2 separate regions of the Homo sapiens genome follow, and region 1 is linked to region 2. Evidence: chromatin loops called from intact Hi-C (ENCODE). Cell type or tissue: heart left ventricle. All regions are shown on one strand. Each heading gives the region's core, and the rest is flanking DNA. Links, peaks and the distances in the headings are about the cores only.

Region 1 (7,700 bases), core at 1,749-6,748, 180 kb after region 2:
CGCCTGGCCAGAGCTATACTGATTATAAAGTTCCTTCCACCCATACAGAGCGTACGATTACTGCACTAAGCATGTACCAATCACATGCCTAATAAAGAAAAAGGAACAGCTTGAACTTTTTAAGCCAAAAAGGGAACAAAAGCCCTTATCATCACACTGGATAACTTCACCACTAACTTGAAAGGTTGTTTTCTGGGGTAGCACCATCTGTAACCTTGAGGTGCCAAACCAGGCCCTCCCACTCCCACCCACATCTGGGGCTGCTCGAGCCGGGGCTCTTTTAGATGGGCCCTCTTTGGCCTAACCGCAGTGCTCGGTCTCTGCAGCCCTTAAACAGCCACACTCATGTTCCACAAGGCCCCGAGGGGCTGTGGCTCCGGCCACCCGTGGTGCAGCAGGCCGACCCCTGCCGCATGTGGAGAGAACGCACCTTGGTGAGCAGCTGACTGAGGCACACGAGGGCAGGGGTCACCACTGGGTGCCAGAAGTCGGAAGTTGGAAATAGCAGCCCAGTGATTTTCAAATAAATGAGCTGGAAAGAAAGTGTTACCACAGGTTAAAGAAGGTAAATGAAGTCCATCCATATGCCCTCCCCGCAAACACTCCGGAGCCAAGAACAGGATCTGGCGAGGAGAGGGTGCATCTCCTTGGCCCAGAGCTCTGGCCTCAGTGTCACAGAACAGGCGTCCAACCACCGTGGGTCAACCAGCTAAACGTGCAGTGAGGACACTGAGGCCCATGAAGACTTCAAAGCAGTCAACAATGGTTATAGACACGGGCTCAGATCATGTTTTGGGGAGTTGATTAAAAATCACTAACCTAAGTCCTACATTTTTAAGCTTCTGCTAACTATTGTGAATCCATTTCAACACAAACACCAGGCAACAGAATAAAGAGCGTATCTCAGCAAGTATTTCCTTAAAGTTACTAAAGCTGAAAATACAGCATGAGGCTGTTATAAAATTGTTAAAAATCTCAGCGTACAAATGTCTCCCAACCTTTGAATAACATAGAAACCGAGACCAATTTAAACCAGCCCACAGGCTTGGGCCCTTAAGGACAATACCGTGGTTCTATTTGCCTTCCAATGTTTTTGTCACTGGACCAAATACAGCACCATTCACGTGGAATCAAACCAGAATCTCCCTGCACGACCCACACGTTAGTCCATGGCTAGTGGAGGAGTGCCCTCCCCTCCCAGGCTCGCTGCCGTGCACTCTCACTCCAGATCACCCTCACTGCCGTGCACTCTCACTCCAGATCACCCTCACTGCCGTGCACTCTCACTCCAGATCACCCTCACTGCCGTGCACTCTCACTCCAGATCACCCTCACTGCCGTGCACTCTCACTCCAGATCACCCTCACTGCCGTGCACTCTCACTCCAGATCACCCTCACTGCCGTGCACTCTCACTCCAGATCACCCTCGCTGCCGTGCACTCACTCCAGATCACCCTCACTGCCGTGCACTCTCCAGATCACCCTCACTGCCGTGCACTCTCCAGATCACCCTCACTGCCGTGCACTCTCACTCCAGATCACCCTCACTGCCGTGCACTCTCACTCCAGATCACCCTCGCTGCCGTGCAGCTCACTCCACATCACCCTGGAAGCACAGGGTACAGCCAAGAGCATCGTACCCGTCGTCCACCTTCTGTGATGCCAAACAGAACTTCTGTGGCAGGGGCAGTGCCTAGACTGAACTCTGCTTACCACATCCAACCCTGGCAATGCCGCCCGGCCTTTGGTCTCAATCATTTCTTCCATCTCATGCATCGCATCTCGGAGAACAAATTTGATAGCGTCACTTGCAGATTCAGGAAACATCTGGCAAAGATGATATAAGTGCCTGTTAAGCAGAAATGTAAAGTCAGGAGAGAATGACTTTAGATAAGAAACACAGAAAAGCCCTGCAAGCCACTTTCCTATGCAGTCACCTGTTGACTGAGCAAGTAAGAACTGGATGAATCCGCTTTTTCTAACAGCATTCTTAAGAGTCTACACTCACTTCTGCCATTTCCTAAAAACTCGGCCATAACATTATGGACTGGAGGTGGTGGGAGAAACAGCTCGATTTGTGGTACAGACGTTGTTGGGGGCACCACTCTGTGTGGCAGCTGCAGCTGACAGCTCCAAGGCACTTTCCATATTAACTCATTTATTCCTCACGACAGGTACTTCTTTGATAGTGCCTCCATGCATGCAGAAGATGACGTGGAGAGCTCCGCGCGGCACAGGGCAGGAAGCTGGTGTGCACTCTCATGGATCCGAAGCCAACACACGCCTCTCAACTGAGGACTCTGCCCCTCTGGCATTCTTCCAGCCACCAGCCCTGGGGGCCAGGAGCCACTGAGTGGGTCACACAGCCTTAGAGGGCAACGAGGGCAGGAGCTCGCCCTGGCGGTCCCCATGCAGACAAGAGGTACACACTCCCTGGCATGCAAAGCCACCCAACTGGGTTTCACTGAAGGGTGAGGGGCGGGGTGTCTACCGTGCTTTCCAAATACCGCTCAGTCACCCAGAGCTTGAAACTTACAATGAGCCACCCCATCCCAGCCACAAATCTAAAGGGGTTCACTTGTTTCAAAATCAACTTGTTTGTGGTTAAAAGTCAGTCCCAGCTCTACAGTGGCTGGAGCGGCACGTGTGAGAAGCCGGCTTGCGCTGTGAGGCTCACAAGCCCTGGGTGACCACCTGCCCACTTGGCATGCTGACACCATCATTCCACCTACCTTAGTAACTCTGGAATGTATTTTTATGACTCTAAATGGGAGAAAAATTGTTCTGCTTAACCCCACATCCCAGATGACACACCATTTTTACTTACACAACCAACTTATCAATGACTGTGAGGTCTGGTGGGTCATCTGTAGCCAAATCGCCAACGTATTCCAAAAGAAAGCCAAACAGTTTCTGCAGGAACATGAATTGGGAAATAAAGCTCAGTGCTCAGCACCAAGAACAAAGCCACAGGCACACAGCTTCTGGATCACGTACATTCTGGTGACAACCAGGTGGGGCAGGGGAGCCCAGGGTGACAGACACGAGCAGCCTTCTAAAATGTAAGCAAATACACTGCTAGAACTTGCTAAGCACTAGAAGGTGTAGGGGGGAGAAAGCTAAGGGCAAGGCGCATCCTTCTACAGAACAGCTGACAACACACCACTAGGAAAGCACGACGAGGAACACGGGCAGCACGGCGTCCTCCTCACAGGCAATATCCACCATTCACTGAAAGAGGCACGATCACAGCCACCTATCTGCCACAGCAAAGTCTGGCTCTGCCACACGCTGGCTATGTGAACCCTAGTGTCCTCCCCTGTGAGATGAAGGTGAAGGTCCCCATGCCTGCCTCTGGCTGGGTCTGGCACGAGGCCTAGAGAGGGGCCAAAGCCAAGGGAGGCCTCTGCCGGTGCCATACCAAGTACTCCCAGCCATCATCATAGGTAACCATGTGACGGGCTGGCCCCATCTGGCCTGAGGCACACATGGCCGTTGCACAACTTCACACAATTCTGGCATTCATATACGGGGCTATGCTGACACTCCCAGCGCTCCACACACACTCAATCCACGTACTTCTAATTTTGCTTTGTTTCCTTCTGCGAGACTCGGGTGGTTGCACTTCTGAATTCTCTCCACCACCAAAAGCTGCTCTTCCATCGATCTTCCTAACAACAGAGATCTCAGTTCCTCATAGGATTCAGGGGCTATCAAAAACACAAAACATACTGCACATTTAACATTTATATATATGTATATATATTTATTTTTGAGATGGAGTCTCGCTCTGTTGCCCAGGCTGGAGTGCAGTGGTGCAATCTCAGCTCACTGAAACTTCCGCCTCCTGGGTTCAAGAGATTCTCCTGCCCCAGCCTGCTGAGTAGCTGGGATTACAGGCACTCGCCACCATGCCCGGCTAATTTTTGTATTTTCAGTAGAGACAGGGCTTCACCGTGTTGGCCAGGCTGGTCTTGAGCTCCTGACCTCAGGTGATCCGCCTGCCTAGGCCTCCCAAAGTGCTGGGATTACAGGCATGAGCCACCGCACCTGGCCCACATTTCACATTTAAAATGAGAATTACTTACATGTCTGCTGACAGAGAGGTAATTTTATATAACTATTCTACTTCACGATCACAACAAACCCACCAGCGTTTGCCCTGGTACACCTGGAGGGGTCTCAGCCATCCTGACCTGGGCTGTCAGGTGCGATCACGCACCTGGGAACAGGCTAATAAGGAAATGCCCTCCCACCTTTCCTTGATTAGGAATTTGCTAAAACACCCACAGTTTCAGAGCATCTTGGTGGCAGGGTGCTGGGTTTAGTGCCCAGACTGCTTCAGAAGGACCTGGAAGGAGCCACTGTGAGCCAAGCAGTGTCAGCTCAGGAGACTCTTGCCACCAGAGGGCACTTCACAGAGGCCAGCTTCACCACTAGCTTCTCCTCTGGAAGCGTCTGGCAGGCACAGAATAATTCGGCATTGCTTACTAGAACCTGACCATTTTTCTTTTCTTTGTTTTGAGACAGGGTCTTGCTCTGTCACCCAGGCTAGAGTGCAGTGGTGTAATCTCGGCTCACTGCAACCTCCGCCTCCCAGGCTCAAGTGATCCTCCCACCTCAGCCTCCTGACCAGCTAGGAACACAGGCACAAGCTATTGCACCAGGCTTATTTTTTATATTTTTGGTAGAGACGAGGTTTCGCAATGTTGCCCAGGCTGGTCTCAAACTCCAAGGCTCAAGTGACCCACCCACCTTGGCCTCCCAAAGTGTTGGGATTATAGGCATCAGCCACGCACCTGGCCTGGACAATTTTTCTCCACATACTAGACAAAACAACACTGTATATTCCATCTAAAATGTTACGTGGCCAAACAGGAGGCCCAGGTGGGAACATGGAAGCCTTCTCGCAGATGCTCACCCACCTCCCCAGCCCTGCCCCTCTGGTCCACCACAAGAGGCTGACCATATACTAAAAGGGAGGTGAAGGTACCACTAGAGAGAGGCGCATCTGGCCCATCGGGGGCCGGCCTACAGAACCACAGTCACAAACTAAGATGACCACTCACTCTAAGACCTGGATCAGCAGACACAGGGGTGTGTCCAGGCACTCCCAAGGGCATCCTTGGTCCCCATTCCACAAATGCAACCCCTGGGAGGGAGACGAACACACACAGCTATGGCCAGGTCATAAAGGTTATCCCAGAACCTGAGGAAACCCGCGCACTTGCCCACCTGCGAACGTGTAGGGCAGCTCGTCTCTGGTAGCTTTTCCAGCTCTTTCCTTGCCGCTTATCAACCCTTTCCCAGGAGTCTGCCTCTGCTCTTTTGCTGGCTTCTCGTTTTCTTCCTCACTCTCCACGTTGGATTCCAGGTCCAAGTGGCTATCTGGGCTGTCGCTCTCCTCTGTGTCCTCCCCGCCTGAACTGTCACCTTCTTCCTCGTTGCTCTCAGGGTCACTGGCTTCCTTGCTTTGCTCTTCCTGGACATCTTCCTCGACATTCATCTTTCCATCCTACCAAGAGCGTGGAAACCACAGGGCATGAGGACAGGCGGAGACAACGCTGGACCATCTCACAGCCACATCAAGAGGCTGCCCACATCAGGGCTTTCTACGTGGTTGCAAGGAACACAAACCTGTGTGCTCCATTTGCCCACTGGCACTAGGCCTCCTGCCCACCACCCGCTTCTAGGCTATTCGAGCCGCAGGAGCTACAGGCTGCTAGAGAACCCTGCGGCAGGATGCTGGGCGCGGTTCAGCTTTTGCCAGGGAGCAGCATGGGACTGGGATTTGGAAGGTGTACAGTGGCTGCGGGCTTTAGCAGGAGGAGTGTCTACAGCACCTTCTGCTCCTCCAGGTAACCTAGTGTTTTTATCAGTATCCATTTTCCTGTGTGGATCTCTTCTGCTTGAAACCTGTCCTGCCTATTTTTCTTCCCTGGACCCTGACTGATACACTCTTAAAACGAGAAAAGGGTACCGATTTATAAAGTTCGTGAATTAAAAACTACACCAGTCATGGAAACTCAATGACATCACTCAAAGAAAATTCACAACTCTAGCCTTGAGTTAGCTCCCTCAATAGTATGATGAGGTCATGCAGATAGAATCATACAGTTATTAACAAAAGTAGTTGATGTTAACCGAGTAATCAGTTTTATCTGTGTTCCTTTGAGACAGAGAGAGAGAGTGAGAAAGAGAGCGTGAGCAAGTGAGTGCACATACTATTGTTAAAGTCTTCTCTCTAAAGTTTTAATATCTGATATACCATAAACACCCAGATAAAGAACTTTAGAGAAACTGGTTAAAAAGATTTAAAATTCCCAACTGTAATAAATCCCTAAAATGAATACCAAAAAAATGTTTTTAAATTAAAAAAAGAGAGAGAAAGAGAAAATGAAGGCAAACATCTTACTTTGTAGGAAAGCAAACGCCTGTCATCTTTATCTAGCACGAAGCCATCATTCAGATCATCTGCTGACATATGTTTTGGTTTCTTAACATTTTCATCCTCATCCTTTCCAAGCATTCTTCGAAGTCTCTCAGCCTGAGCAGGAAGGAATGAGATGTCTTAGAGCACACTCTTCCAACATATGGTGAGGGGGCCGTGCAGTCCTGCCCTGGGCAGCGGGCTGGGCCTACGGTCCTCCCAGCTCTGAGGCTGGTGCATCCAGCCTGCTTTCTGCCTGCAGTTTTCAATCAGGCATGCAAACACTAGCTAAGCAGCACATTCCTCATTTAACAAAATCAACTGTTCAAACTTTGTGGCCAATACTCTCCAGTCACCAGGCAAGCCTATTATTCTGAGGCCTTCACAGCCCAATTCTGCTGGCCAGCCCCGACTGGGACTCATCACCCCCTGCACCGAGAGAATAGGAGCCAGGACGCCAAGAGCAAGCAGCTCCACGGCCTCCACTATTTGACCACACACTGGACACGGGAAGAAGCTAGTGATGTGGTTATGTCAAAACAGCCAGCTGAGCCAGCTGTGATGGCAGCCCACACCTGTAACCCCAGCACTGTGGGAGGCCGTGGTGGGAGGATCAGCTGAGACCAGGAGTTTGAGAACAGCCTAGGCAACATAGGGAGATGCTCATCTATACAAACAATTTTTGAAAATTAGCTGGGGCCAGGCGCGGTGGCTCACACCTGTAATCCCAGCACTTTGGGAGGCCGAGGTGACTGGATCACCTGAGGTCAGGAGTTCAAGACCGCCTGGCCAACATGGCGAAATCCTATCTCTACTAAAAATACAAAAATTAGCCGGGCGTGGTGGCAGGCGCCTGTAATCCTAGCTACTCAGGAGGCTGAGGCAGGAGAATCACTTGAACCCAGGAGGTGGAGTTTGCAGTGAGCCAAGATTGTGCCACTGTACTCTAGCTGGGTGACAGAGCGAAACTCTGTCTCAAAGAAAAAAAAAAAAAAAGGTATTCATGAATAAATATAAACTTTAAATAGACTAAAATATTCCACTGATCAAACAGAGTATTCTCTTCAGCCCATCCTGCAAAATGGAGCAGAAGGGGCTGTGGACGGACAGCAGCACAGCCCTGCTCCTGAGGTGCTGCCACCCTACCTCCAGCTTCCTGAGGTGCTCCTGCTCTTCCTTTGCCAATTCTGCCTCCGTCTTCATCCTGTTAGAGGGCTGCGCCTTCATTTCAAAGCCAAGCTCGCGAACCATCATGTCATATGCATCGGG
Region 2 (7,700 bases), core at 1,729-6,728:
ACTCCTGACTTCAAGTGATCTGCCTGCCTTGGCCTCCCAAAATGCTGGGATTACAGGCGTGAGCCACCGCGCCCAGCCAGCATTCACTTTCTGTGTTCTGAAACTCATCTAGATTTGTGCAGGATGGGGCTAGTGCAGCAGGCCTAGTGTGTTCAACCCTGCATGTTCCAAAAAAGGGACTGGCCCTAGACCTTTTGGAATATCCCACCTGATAAGAGTGTCTTTGCTTATGTGGGGGCCTTGGACCACACCAGCTAGTCTAAGCTAACTTGAGGCCTTGGGTCATGAGCTTGAGCTCTGAAGGAGCTGGAGACCGAGTAACTCAGGTCAGCCATATGGGCACTCCCCGCCTATGTGATCAACCCCTAACCACAGCTCTGGACACAAAGTCTCAGGTGAGCTTCCCAGTTTGGCAACACTCCCAGTACTGTTGGGAGAGCGATATCCTGTGGGTACTTGCACCTGGTCTCCCCGCCGGGCCCGCTCTATGTGCCTTATTTTTCCTTTGCCGATTTTCTTCTGTGTCCTTTTGCTGTAATGAATAACTGTGAGTCCTTCTACTGAATCGTCAAACCTGAGGACTGTCTTGACAACAGGGCTTTTTGCAGCAAATGTGTATTTGTGCTAGATGGACTGTTGCTCCCAGCTTTTTACCACCTCCCGCCACGCCCTTTTGCCGTGTGACTTTGGGCACCTGCCCTGGAGTAGACCAAGTCTGTCCCCACCTGCTCGAGGCTGCATGGCCAGTGGATATCAGCAGAGATCATGCAAGAGAAGGCCTAATGCGAGACACCAGCACCCCAGAGCAGCAAAGCCCTGGGTAGCTACTAATCCCAGAATGGGTGGGTAGAGTAAACGTGAGCCCCACCCACAGATGAAGCTGCTGAGGCCTGCGTGGTCCACTGGCCCTGCTGTTTTCAGACCCATCTGCACCCCTTTCTCCGGCTCACTGTAGACCAGTCATTCTGAAAGAGCCCATGAAAAACACCAAGTTCTCTCCTGCCTCAGGACTTTGTACCTGCTGCTTCAGTGCCTGGAATACTGACTCCTTCCCATGAAAAACACCAAGTTCTCTCCTGCCTCAGGACTTTGTACCTGCTGCTTCAGTGCCTGGAATACTGACTCCTTCCCATGAAAAACACCAAGTTCTCTCCTGCCTCAGGACTTTGTGCCTGCTGCTTCAGTGCCTGGAATACTCATTCCTTCCATTGTTTGCACAAGCACCGCCAGGGGGTGGGGCTCACAGAGGCGCACTGCGGCAGGAACTGGATGTGGGTGTCAAGGTGGTCACAGAACAGACGGCTGGGTCAGCTCCCCAAGGAGAAGCCCTGAGCTGCCCAACAGGTCCCTCTTAGGCCCCACACTTCAGAGGCAGGGCTGCCACGCATGCCTCCTGGATCACCTCTTGGTGTCCCATGGCCCCTGTGGGGCTCCTACCTGGCACATCCTCACCTCCAGGCTCCCCCGGCTCCAACTCAGCAGGGAGGTGGGAGGTTGACGGGAGCAGGCAGGCATGGGAGGGCTCAGCCGGGGTATGAGGGGTGGGCAGAGTCCCCCCACCTGGCTCACCCTTTCTCTTCCTCTCCTCCTCTGGGCACCTTCTTTGACTCCCACAGGCTCCTAGCTCAGACCTCTCCACTCTTCCTGGCTTTCCTTCAGGGAGGTCAGGAAAGTCAGGGACCCGTGGATAAAGACCAGGAGAACACAATGTAAGTATCTGGGCAAAGAACCTCTTAGGCAGAGGGCTTGGCGAGTGCAGAGCCCCAGGGACCTGTGCAGGGCCTGATCAAGACCCTTGGAGGAGTCCAGGGGTGGCTAGAGTGCAGCAAGCAGGGGAGGGACTGGAGTAGCCATAGAAGGGACCAGGACAGACTGAGCCCCAAACGTCCCCCTTGCCTGGCCCAGCCCATGTGTTTCCGGTATTGGTGGGTTCTTGGTCTCACTGACTTCAAGAATGAAGCTGTGGACCCTGGCAATGAGTGTTACAGCTCTTAAAGGCAGCGTGTCCGGAGTTTGTTCCTTCTGATGTTCAGATGTGTTCGGAGTTTTTTCCTTCTGGTGGGGTTCGTGGTCTCACTGGCTCAGGAGTGAAGCTGCGGACCTTCGCGGTGAGTGTCACAACTCTTAAGGTGGTGCGTCTGGAGTTGTTCGTTCCTCCCGGTGGGTTCGCGGTCTCACTGGCTTCAAGAGTGAAGCTGCAGACCTTCAACAAATGAGTGTTACAGCTCGTAAACACGGTGTGGACCCAAAGACTAAAAGAACAAAGCTTCCACAATGTGGTAAGGGTACCCCAGCGGGTTGCCGCTCCTGGCTCGGGCAGCCTTCTTTTATTCTCTTATCTGACCCCACCCACATCCTGCTGATTGGTAGAGCCGAGTGGTCTGTTTTCACAGGGTGCTGATTGGTGTGTTTACAATCCCTGAGCTAGACACAAAGGTTCTTCACGTCCCCGCCAGATTAGCTAGATACATTGTCGATTGGTGCATTCACAAACCCTGAGCTAGACACAGGGTGCTGATTGGTGTGTTTACGAACCTTGAGCTAGATACAGAGTACCGATTGGTGAATTTACAATCCCTTAGCTAGACATAAAGGTTCTCCACGTCCCCACCAGACTCAGGAGCCCAGCTGGCTTCACCCAGTGAATGTGGAGCTGCCTGCCAGTCCCGCACCGTGCACCCGCACTCCTCAGCCCTTGGGTGGTTGATGGGACTAGGCGCCGTGGAGCGGGGGCGGCGCTCGTCAGGGAGGCTCGGGCTGCACAGGAGCCCACGGAGGAGCGGGGGAGGCTCAGGCATGGCGGGCTGCAGGTTCCGAGCCCCGCCCCGCGGGAATGCAGCTAAGGCCCGGCGAGAAATTGAGCACAGCAGCTGCTGGCCCAGGTGCTAAGCCCCTCACTGCCTGTGGCCGGTGGGGCCGGCTGGCTGCTCCGAGTGCAGGGTCCGCCGAGCCCACGAACCCCACCAGAAGGAAGAAACTCTGAACACGTCCGAACATCAGAAGGAACAAACTCCAGACACACCGCCTTTAAGAACTGTAACACCGCGAGGGTCCGCGGCTTCATTCCTGAAGTCAGTGAGATCAAGAACCCACCAATTCCGGACACACATGGGGATGCTAGGCCAAAACCCGTAAGAGCCGGCCGGCCTCCAGGAGGGGCAGGGGTCTTCCCCTACACAGGGGTCCCGGCTCAGGGCCGCTGCCCTTCCCCGCAGCTCCAGTGCCCCGGGACCTTGGGAAATCATCCTGCTCTTTGTCCTGACCTGAGCCAATGCATTTGCCTTGTCGAGCCCTTAGGAGCAGAAAAGCGTAGGCGAGCAGCTGGCAGCCACCATCGCATTTGCTCCCGGAAGGCAAGAGGAGGCAGAGAAAATTCCAGAACCCATTTAAGCGTCTGGGACCCTGAGGTAACCATGAGCTACTGGCAGGCCGGGGGACACAGCGGGTACAGAAGGGGTCTCTGGAGTTTCGTGAGGAAGTATTCGGGCTGTGCGGCGCCGCGACCCTGGCAGGACGCTGCTGTCCCGCCAGCGAAAGCGGGGCGCGCTCAGGGCTGCGGGCAGCGGGGGTGCAGCGGGGAGAGCCAGGGCCTGGGCGCGGAGGAGGGGCTGGTATGGGACCCTCCGGGTGGGCGCGGCCCCGCGGGGCCTTGCGGCCACACCGCCACCGTGCCCAGCGGCCCCATCAGCGCATATTCAGGATGAACCCCGGACACGCGCCCAGAACCGTCTGGTGACCCAGTGATGAAAGCTCGAATCTTATAGGATCCGTATTCATTTCCCGTGGGCTCAAGCCCAGCCTCCGCGGGCGGCGCGGGCCCTCGCGGCGAGTGTCCACGAGGAGGCGGTGTGGACCCGCGGCCCCAGACCAGGCCTCAGGCAGAAGGCGAGCGCGAGCGCCCCGCCCAGCCCCTCCCCGTCCCGCAACCCGCGCCCCGACCAGCGCCCCCAGCACCTCTCCACCCTCGCTCTCGAGCAGTCTCCACGTTTGTCTCAGAGGAGACCCACTTTGCTCCCCAGCGTGGGCCCCTGAGCGCTGGGGGAAGTTGGTTGGTTTGTTAATGACAGAGTCTCGCTCTGTTGCCCAGGCTGGAGTGCAATGGTGCAATCTCAGCTCACTGCAACCTCCGTCTCCCGGGTTCAAGCGATTCTCCTGCCTCAGCCTCCCGAGTAGCTGGAATTACAGTGCACGCCACTACGCCCGGCTAATTTTTGTATTTTTAGCAGTGACGGGGTTTTGCCATGTTGGCCAGGCTGGTCTTTTTTTTTTTTTTTTTAAACTAGATGTTTCCTTTATTCATTCACACACTTAAGTAACATAGACTTATAATTTGTAACAAATAGAACAGAGGTTACACATATAAGACAAAAATCTTGAGTTTGAAAACTTTATTATCTGGCTGTTTTGTCAACATGATAATTTCATATACAACCACGTAAAAACATCTCTGGTGTTTAGATTTTTCCGTTTATTCTAGCTGTTTCATATTTGTAGACGTAGCCATGGCATGTACAGAATATGCATAGCAACAGGACTTTCATATAATATAGTACAGTTGGAAAAAAACACTATCTTGCTAGGGAGATATGTCAAGTAGATTCTAGTTTCCACATTATTTTGATTTTACTGTATTTAACTTTGTATATATTTTACATGTATTAAATGTTTTGATGAAACATTTCAAACTCTATATTAGAAATGTTGGCAAACATTAGTATCTATAAAATATAATCTGTATATATTGTATAATCTGGATATAAATATCCAGAAATCTGTCATATTTTTATACCAATTACAATGGTCAAAGTTGACACTATTCTTAAATATACTTAATGATTATCTGGATTATCTCCATATCTATTTTTGGCCCTCTTTTGCCATCCATACGTGAAGTATAATGATCCTTATTCTTTATGGCATTTTTTTTTTTTTTTTGACGGAGTCTGGCTCTGTCACCCAGGCCAGAGTGTGCAGTGGCGTGATCTTGGCTCACTGCAAGCTCCACCTCCTGGGTTCACGCTATTCTCCTGCCTCAGCCTCCTGAGTAGCTGGGACTACAGGCGCCCGCCACTACACCCGGCTAATTTTTTGTATTTTTAGTAGAGACGGGGTTTCAGCACGTTAGCCAGGATGGTCCCGATCTCCTGACCTCGTGATCTGCCCGCCTCGGCCTCCCAAAGTGCTGGGATTACAGGCATGAGCCACCGCGCCTGGCCCCTATTTTTATTTTTTGAGACAAGGTCTGGCTTTGTCGCCCACACTGGAGGGAGTGGTGTCATCTCGGCTTACTGCAACCTCTACCTCCCAGGATCAAGCAATCCTCCCACCTCAGCCTCCTGAGTAGCTGGGACTACAGGTGTGTTCCACGACACCAGGCTAATTTTTGTATTTTTTATAGAGATGGCGGCGGGGGTGGGGTGCACCTCACTATGTTGCCCAGGCTGGTCTTTAACTCCTGGGCTCAAGTGATCCTCCTGCCTCAGCCTCCTAAAGTGCTGGGATTACAGGTGTGAGCCACCGCCTGGCCTCCGTAATTCTTTTACTTCCTCAATGCTAGGCCTCAGAGAGCATCCCGGCCACCCTATGGGAGAAAACTTTGTTCTGAATCCCCTTAGCTCAGTCGTCCTGTGCAGCCAGGTCAAGCACAGCTCATGCCTCCTGGACTAGCGGGGTTTGGAGAACTTGCTCCTTTTCCTGGAGGGCCAAGAGGGATGGCAGTGCTATGGCAGGGGCCAGGGCAGTGTTAACAGGACCTCTGAGCACAGATGCACAGAGGGTCAAGGAGGGAGATTTCTGGGGAAAGAGCATTCCAGGCCGAGGGAACAGCCCATGGAGAGGCCCAGAGGCAGGGGTGTGTTTGCCAGTGCAGGAAACAAGGAGACTCTTGTGGCTGAAGCAGACGTAGTGGAGGAGGAGGGACTAGGGCCGAGGTCATGGCGGCTTTGTAGACCACCGTGGGAACTCTGGCTTTTCTTTGGAGCAAAATGGGAGCCTTGTAGGATTCTTGGGGAGAGGAAATCCAGAAAAGAAGCAATGGTGGTAGCTTGTCCCCAAGCAGTGGTCTTGGAGATGGTGAGAACCCACCAGGTTCTGGGGGGGCTTCTGAAGTGGAGCGAGGAATTCCTAATAACGACAGAATCAGCATAATCATGACCCCCGCCCCCAGACTTCCACATCCTAATCCCCAGAATTTGTAAATGTGTTACCTTCCATGGCAAGGGGAATAAAGGCAGCAGATGAATTGAAGTTGCTAATCAGTTACCCTTAAAATAGGGAGCTTTCCCTGGGTCAGCAGGTGATCCCAATGTCATCACAGGGTCCTTCAACGTGGAAGAGGGAGGCGGAAGAGAAGGCCAGAGTAACGCAGTGTGAGAAGGATTTGACCCAGTGTTGCTGACTTTGAGCCTGGAGGAAGGGGCCACGAGCCAGGGAATGCCGGTGGCCTCTAGGAGGTGGAAACAGCCAAGAATGGATTCTCCCCTAGAGCCCCAGAAAGAATGTGGCCCTGCCAACACCTTGACTTTAGCTCAGGGAGACCCCTGTCTCAGACTTCTGACCTCCGGAAGTATCAGAGAATAACTCTGTGTTGTTTTAAGCCACTGAGTTTGAAATAATTTTTTCCTGCAACCACAGGAAACTCATACAGACTGGGGTGAGGTAGGGTTAGGGAAAATCAAAGAGGACCTGAAGACCTTGGCCTGAGCAGTGGGGAGGATGGATCTGCCCTCATCTGGGGCAGGAAGGCTGAGGCTGGGGATGGGGCATTTGAGAGAGCTTGGGACATCGTAAGCAGTGACCTGATTGGTTTCAGCACCCCCAGGGTCTGGCACAGTGCTGCACAGGGGAGGGCCCTCAGGTGACTGTGGAATAAATGAATGAATGTATGATGCATGCATGAATGAATGTTTAGCTGCTCAGTAAATATATGTGGTATGCATGCGTGAGTAAGTGGAAGAGGCTGAGCTGTGACCCCAATATCAGGGGTTGCTGGGGGTGGGGTGCCAGGAGAGGGTTGGTCACAGCCATACCCCTTGCCTGTCTTCAGACCAGCTCTGGGGGAGCAGCCCAGTGGAGGTGTGGCTGCCCCACCTGCTGCCTTCCCCCAGCCAGCCCCCTAGCCCAGTCCTGCAGGCCCCTGTCTGCCTGTGATACAGACTATATCCCCGGGAGCCCTTTCACAAACGCCATTTTTCTCCATCTTGCCCCATTTCCCAATCATAGTTAGGGCCGGGACATCTTCCCAGATGCCCTGGCCCCAGAGAGAGGCTTCTGGAAGCCTTCCTATGGGAGCAGAGGGACCTTAGGATTTGGACAGCCCTGCCTTGGGCCAAGGAGCCAGCTCTCAGACCCTCGGCCTCTTCCGCGAGCCCCTTAGGAGTGAGGGGTCAGCAGAGCAGGGCTGTCCCAGCCAGCATCCCAAGGACGTGGGAGGAGTGACAACCCAGGGGCACTTGTCGGCCTGGCGTCTCTGACAAACTCCAGTGATGGGTGGGTGTGGCACACGGCAGCTGAGGACAGACGAGCACAGCAAGAAGCCTGCACAGCCCCGGAGTGGGAGGGCCTGGCGTGTGGCCTGCAGGCTCTGGTGGCCTTCACAGATCTTTCCTCTCTGTAGCCTTGATGTTTGCGTCTGTTCAATGAAAATTAGCCACAGCTTACTTTTGTCGTGTATTAAAGACATTTGTAGCAAACACCCATGA

Evidence for each region. Hi-C counts contacts between places; a loop is a spot of excess contacts. Peaks named below come from ENCODE experiments on the same cell type or tissue, not always from the same donor. Only the 100,000 strongest peaks of a DNase experiment are listed, where the experiment ranks them.
Region 1: it touches region 2 in a loop (2.7-fold over the local background); 27 of 110 quality-filtered maps call a loop at or near these places.

Annotation. Positions count from the first base shown.
Region 1 is chr4:2,944,698-2,952,397 of GRCh38, forward strand. It overlaps NOP14 (NOP14 nucleolar protein), which reads right to left. Exons shown (of 18, transcript NM_001291978.2): 6 at 7,578-7,700; 7 at 6,417-6,548; 8 at 5,237-5,516; 9 at 3,581-3,711; 10 at 2,829-2,914; 11 at 1,715-1,850; 12 at 431-532. It overlaps NOP14-AS1 (NOP14 antisense RNA 1), which reads left to right. Exons shown (of 4, transcript NR_015453.2): 3 at 2,176-2,423; 4 at 5,456-6,381. Among named protein-coding and RNA genes, the nearest start is that of NOP14-AS1, 13 kb to the left of the region's middle. RefSeq lists an enhancer at 1,938-3,137. In heart left ventricle, for the core only: a CTCF peak has its summit at 4,388 (motif pointing right); no DNase peak of the experiment used is centred there.
Region 2 is chr4:2,760,443-2,768,142 of GRCh38, forward strand. It overlaps LOC102723763 (a long non-coding RNA gene), which reads left to right and starts at 1,290. Exons shown (of 3, transcript XR_001741552.2): 1 at 1,290-1,709; 2 at 3,298-3,407. RefSeq lists enhancers at 1,142-1,966, 2,770-3,338 and a silencer at 3,529-4,078. In heart left ventricle, for the core only: CTCF peaks have their summits at 3,828 (motif pointing right) and 4,032; DNase peaks (open chromatin) are centred at 3,266 and 3,829; H3K4me3 peaks cover 1,192 bases; H3K27ac peaks cover 462 bases.